Linked DNA regions of Homo sapiens: region 2 is linked to region 1. A link is an interaction called in ENCODE POLR2A ChIA-PET data of the cell type or tissue named here. Cell type or tissue: PC-3. All regions are shown on one strand. Links, peaks and the distances in the headings refer to the core of each region. The heading gives the core; the rest is flanking DNA.

Evidence for each region. ChIA-PET counts read pairs that join two places held together with the same protein. Peaks named below come from ENCODE experiments on the same cell type or tissue, not always from the same donor. Only the 100,000 strongest peaks of a DNase experiment are listed, where the experiment ranks them.
Region 2: POLR2A ChIA-PET joins it to region 1 with 9 read pairs; 2 of 35 experiments call an interaction of 5 or more read pairs at or near these places.

The regions. Positions count from the first base shown.
Region 1 is chr20:34,399,322-34,402,126 of GRCh38, forward strand. The region is part of intron 3 of ITCH (itchy E3 ubiquitin protein ligase); the gene reads left to right. Among named protein-coding and RNA genes, the nearest start is that of ITCH, 37 kb to the left of the region's middle. In PC-3, for the core only: no CTCF peak of the experiment used is centred there; a DNase peak (open chromatin) is centred at 1,730; H3K27ac peaks cover 1,446 bases.
Region 2 is chr20:34,271,812-34,274,616 of GRCh38, forward strand. It overlaps a transcript of AHCY not described here. Among named protein-coding and RNA genes, the nearest start is that of AHCY, 30 kb to the right of the region's middle. In PC-3, for the core only: no CTCF peak of the experiment used is centred there; no DNase peak of the experiment used is centred there.

The DNA.
Region 1 (2,805 bases), core at 262-2,761:
GCGGAGATGGCGGTGAGCTGAGATCGTGCCATTACACTCCAATCTGGGCAACAACAGTGAAACTGTCTCAAAAAAATAAATAAATAAAATAAAAATAAACAAATGTCACCATGTATTGTAATGGCAAGAAGGGATAACTGGTCAGGAAAAAGAGATCAGTATTTGACTAGAGTCACTGGGAAAGAAGGTGGTGTTTGGATTGCTGCTATTTATTTATTTATTTTAAGGGACAGGGTTGGCCGGGCATGGTGGCTCATGCCTGTAATCCCAGCACTTTGGGAGGCTGAGGCGGGCAGATCATCCGAGGTCAGGAGTTCAGGATAGCCTGGCCAACATGGTGAAACCCTGTTTCTACTAAAAAATACAAAAATTAGCCAGGTGTGGTCATACGTGCCTGTAATCCCAGCTACTCGGGAGGCTGAGGCAGGAGAATCACTTGAACCTGGGAGACAGAGGTTGCAGTAAGCCAAGATCGCACCCCTACACTCCAGTGGCACAGTCACGGTTCACTGCAGCCTTAACCTCCTGGGCTGAAGCAATCCTCTCTCCTCATCCTCTATAGTGGCTGGGACTACAGGCGTGTACCACCCACCACACTTGACTAATTAAAAAAAATTGTGTTTTTGTTTTTTTTTTAAGACGGAGTCTCGCTCTGTTGCCAGGCTGGAGTGTGGTGGCGTGATCTTGGCTCACTGCAACCTCTGACTCCCTGGTTCAAGCAATTTTTCTGCGTCAGCCTCCTGAGTAGCTGGGATTACAGACATGCGCCACCAAGCCCAGCTGATTTTTGTATTTTTAGTAGAGATGGAATTTTATCATGTTGGCCAAGATGGTCTTGATCTCCTGACCTTGTGATCTGCCCACCTCAGCCTCCCAAAGTGCTGGAATTATAGGCGTGAGCCACTGCGCCCGGCCAAAAATTTTTTTTTGTAGAAACAAGGTCTTGCTATGTTGCCCAGGATGGTCTTGAACTCCTGGCCTCAAGTGATGCTCCCAGCCTTTCCATAAGTGTTGGAATTATAGGCCTGAGCCACTTTCCCTGACCTAGGATTGCTGCTGTTTAAATGCAGAAAAGTAGAAAAGGACCCTTTGAGGAGACAGCATGAGCAAGACACATGAAAGAAGAGAGTACACAAAACTTGCCCTAATACCCATGAAAGCTCCTATAATAGGGGAGCCCTGAGAATGGGAATGGCTGTGTCTTTCAGGTGTGCCTTAAAAAAAATTTATTGCTAAGGGAGATGGAGATGGGAAGTAATCAGTGTTTGTATCAAAGGGTGGTTAGATTTGTGTTTTAGAAAGTTAGAAAGAGAAAAAAATTTTTCTTTTTTTTTTTTTTTTTTTGAGACAGTTTCGTTCTGTCGCCCAGGCTGGAGTGCAGTGGCGCGATCTCAGTTGACTGCAATCTCTGCCTACCATGCCCACCCCCTTACCTACTTATTTATTTATTTATTGAAACAGAGTCTCGCTCTGTCACCCAGGCTGGAGTGCAGTGACTTGATCTTGGCTCACTGCAACCTCCGCCTCCCAGGTTCAAGCAATTCTCATGCCTCAGCCTCCCCAGTAGCTGGTATTGCAGGCATGCACCACTGTGCCTGGCTCACTTTTTGTATTTTTAGTAGAGATGAGGCTTTACCATGTTGTCCAGGCTGGTCTCAAAATCCTGACCTCAAGTGATTCACCCACCTCGGCCTCCCAAAGTTCTCGAATTACAGGCGTGAGCCATTGTTCCCAGCCAATTTTTAAATTTTTTATAAAGACACATTCTCATTGTGTTGCCCAGGCTGGTCTTGGATGTTTTGAATCAGCTCTTCGTTTCTTCTTATCATTTAGCCAGGGTCTTTACCTTGGATGTAAGTCTGTTTTCTTATGTCCTTCCCTGTCTTTATTTACCTGTTTCCCATTTAATTATGCCTATATATAACCTCAGCTATTATACTGAACTCATCTGTGTCTTCTTTTTTTCTTTTTTTTGACCGGGAAATTTTTTTTTAAATTACAAGCTCAACCCATTTGTTCTGTTTCAAAGGTGCAGTACTTTTCTTCATTTATTAGTGAAAGAAGTTAAGAAATTAACTTTCCAAAAAAATCAGCAAATGGCAAGCAAATGTCCTTGAAAGTCACAGTCACATATAGTGTCTCCTAGAAAAGAGGAGGGGTAAGACAGCTTCCACCTACTTTCACAAGTTTCATCAAATACTGGATCTACTCAAGGGTGGAGTAAAAAGGCAACTAACTTTCTAAAAGGAGTATGTTATTAAATGAGGCATTTACTATACTCCTTCCTAAAAGCCCCAGATGGGGAACATGTTTTCTCAACTAGACCTAGGAAGTAGACTGTGGAATCAATCGGTCCTCCTCACCTTAAGGGCCATCCACTGGTTAATGAATTAAAAAAAAAAAAAAGACTGAAAAACAAACCTCCCCCCTAAAAAAGAGGAGGGGGAAAAAAAACCACTAAGATGTCCCAGAGTGGAATCAGGGAGCAGCTTCAACAATTCCAATTAGTCTGTTACAGAGTCATCCACAAGCATGCCTTGCTTTAAAAATACATATATATATCTTGAAATAACAAAACTGAAACTAGTACTAATCACTTTTCTGACAATATACAATTACTCAAAATTAACTAGTACTGGGCTAGGGATACGGGGGGGCGGCGCATAGCTATGGGCCTTGTCTCACATGAGTACATGTGGGTAGGTGCAGTGCGTTTGTCATTATGGCAAAAACGAATTTTAATTTTTAAGCTTTAGTTTGACTTAAACATTGCTTTTAGTATGATGCCAACACCAGCTATGCAGA
Region 2 (2,805 bases), core at 178-2,677, 130 kb before region 1:
ACCTCAGCCTCCCAAAGTTCTGGGATTACAGGCTATGAGCCACCACACCCAGCCTGAACAAGTCACTTTTGATGCTACCATTTCCACGTTTACAAAGTGAGAAGTAAATCAGTCAGAGTATTTTAGGTGCAAACAACAGAAAGAACTCTAGCTAGCTTGAGAGAAAAAAAGGTAGAGGGTTAGTCTCCTGGGGAGACTTGGGGACCTCAAAGGAAAGATTATACAACGTGCCTCCAAAAAAAAAAAAATAGCCCCTGAGGGGTGCTAGAGGAGCCAAGCGGACAATGTCTTCCAAGCAAAGCCACAGGAATGTCAGCTCCAACCTCTTCAGTCCTTGCACTGGACCATTCAAAGTAATTCCCAGGAGAGGCTGATTCACCTGATGTGGGGCCAAGAAAGGGTGGTCCACCTTGACTGACAGTCCCATTGTTCAGGAAAAAATTCTCAAACCATGTTTCCCTCTGCTTTCACACCACCACAACAGTCATCAACACACAACAGACTTGTGTGACCCCAAAATGAGAGGGGATTTCCCCCCACCAGCAGGCAAACAATCAGTTCTGCAGTGGACACCAGCTAGGTGTCCTCCAATTCAATTCCAACACTATCTACTTGGAGATGGCATCAGATCCCACAGTCTGAGGGCTCAGTCCCCAAGACTGCCCTCACTTCAGACACCAGTCAAAAGTGGAGCCTCTAGAACTTTTGACAACTGGCTTTAAGTTGGGGTTTCCACAACCCTCTTTGGGCTCAATTAATTTGTTGGAGAGGCTCACAGAACACAGGGAAGCAAGGCCAGGTGCAGTAGCTCACACCTGTAATCCCAGCACTTTGGGAAGCCAAGGTGGGAGGATCGTTTAAGTCCAGGAGTTCAAGACCAGCTTGGTCAACAGAGTGAGACCCCATCTCTATAAATAATAAAATTAGCCAGGCATGGTGGCACAAGCCTCTAGTCCCAGCTACTCAAGAGGCTGAGGCAGGAGGATCGCTTGAGCCCAGGAGGTCGAGGCTGCAGTGATTCATGATCACACCACTGCATTCCAGGCTGTGTCTCAAAAATTAAAAAACCAAAAAGAATTCAGGGAAACACACCAGTTTATTATAAAGGCTATTACAAAGGCTGCAGATGAAGAGATGCATAGGGTGAGGTATGGGAAGGGGTGCAGAGCTTCTGCGTCCTCCCTGGGCCTGCCACCTTCTAGGAACCCCAGCATGTCTGGCTATCAGGAAGCTCTCTGAAGCCTGTCCTCTTGGGTTTTTATGGAGGCTTCATTATGTAGGCATGATTGATTAAACCATTGGCCATTGGTGATCAACTTGACCTTCAGTCCCTCTCTCCTCCCCAGAGGTTGGGGGATGGGGCTGAAAGTCCCAACCCCATTAAATCACGCATTTGCCCTTGTGGTGACCCTTTTTTTTTTTTTTTGGAGGCACATTGTATAATCTTTCCTTTGAGGTCCCCAAATCTCTCCAGGAGACTAACCCTCTACCTTTTTTTTCTCTCAGGCTAGCTAGAGTTGTTTCTGTTGTTTGCAACTAATATACTCTGACTGATTTACTTTTCACTTTGTAAACATGGAAATGGTAGCATCAAAAGTGACTTGTTCAGGCTGGGTGTGGTGGCTCATTGCCTGTAATCCCAGAACGGTGATCAAATGATCCACCCACCTCGACTTCCCAGAGTGCTGGGATAACAGGCGTGAGCCGCTGCAGCCAGCCCCTCCATCTTTTTGAGCAACCACAGATCTAACATCACCAGCCATTGTTGAGAAATTACCCCAGTCATACAGTAGGAACTTTAGAAAGAAATTTAACTCCAAGGGCCAATTCCCATTTGCGAAGAGGACAGGATAGGCAAGAAAAGAATTTAATTTGAACTGAATTAGCCAAACCATCTGTAGTCAATTTAAGATGAGTCTAGAGTAGACGAGTTACCCTTTCTTCTTCCATGTACCAGGAGTAGAAGGTGTGTATGTTGGGAGCGGGTATTGGGTTCAGGAAGGAGGAAAAGGAATGACTTTTGTTTAATTGGTAAAATCCTTTAAAACTGTCAAATGCTTTCATGTTCATTACAGAAAGGAGGTTTCTATTAATTGATTGCCTGCAGAGAAATAGAAGCTCTCCCAGCTGGATATACGAGTTGTAGAGTCTGGGAGGTGGCACCTTCTAATGGTGAGAATGATGATATTGACAATTATTATGCCTTCTTTTTGCCTGGGGAGCCCAGCAAATAGCTTCATTGGAGTCCAGAGGCTTTCACACTTTCCAGAGCTCCTCTTTAGAATTCGTGGACTCTATGGCTGTATAGACTACCAGAGCAATAGTAAATATTGGGCTGCTGCTCACTGCTCGAGGCCTGTGTGGTCTGCAGTTATCATAGTGCCATACTAACAGTGATTATTTATTGAGCAGCTACTTCATGCCAGGCATGACACCAAGACTATCAAATTAACGTCTTGACCTAAGTATCACTGTAAATAAGAGAACTGGGGCTCAAAGATGTTAAGCAATGTGTCTAGATAGACCTCACACCTCAGCATGGGGATTCAGATCCAGCCCATGTCATTCCAGAGCCTAGGCCCTTAAACACCAGGCCACTGAAAACCAGGCAGAGGGGACTCTGCCTGCGTAGAGCCAACACCTTGCAAGAGACTCGGCCCAAGAGGTGTACCCAACAGACTCCCCATGTGACTCCCCAGCTCTCTAATGAGACCTTGTCAACACCACCCCAGGGAGTAGTCTCACTAGTGGAGCTTCTGGAGAGAAGCAGCTGCATCTTCTTTTCTTGGGTCAGTACTTACTCAA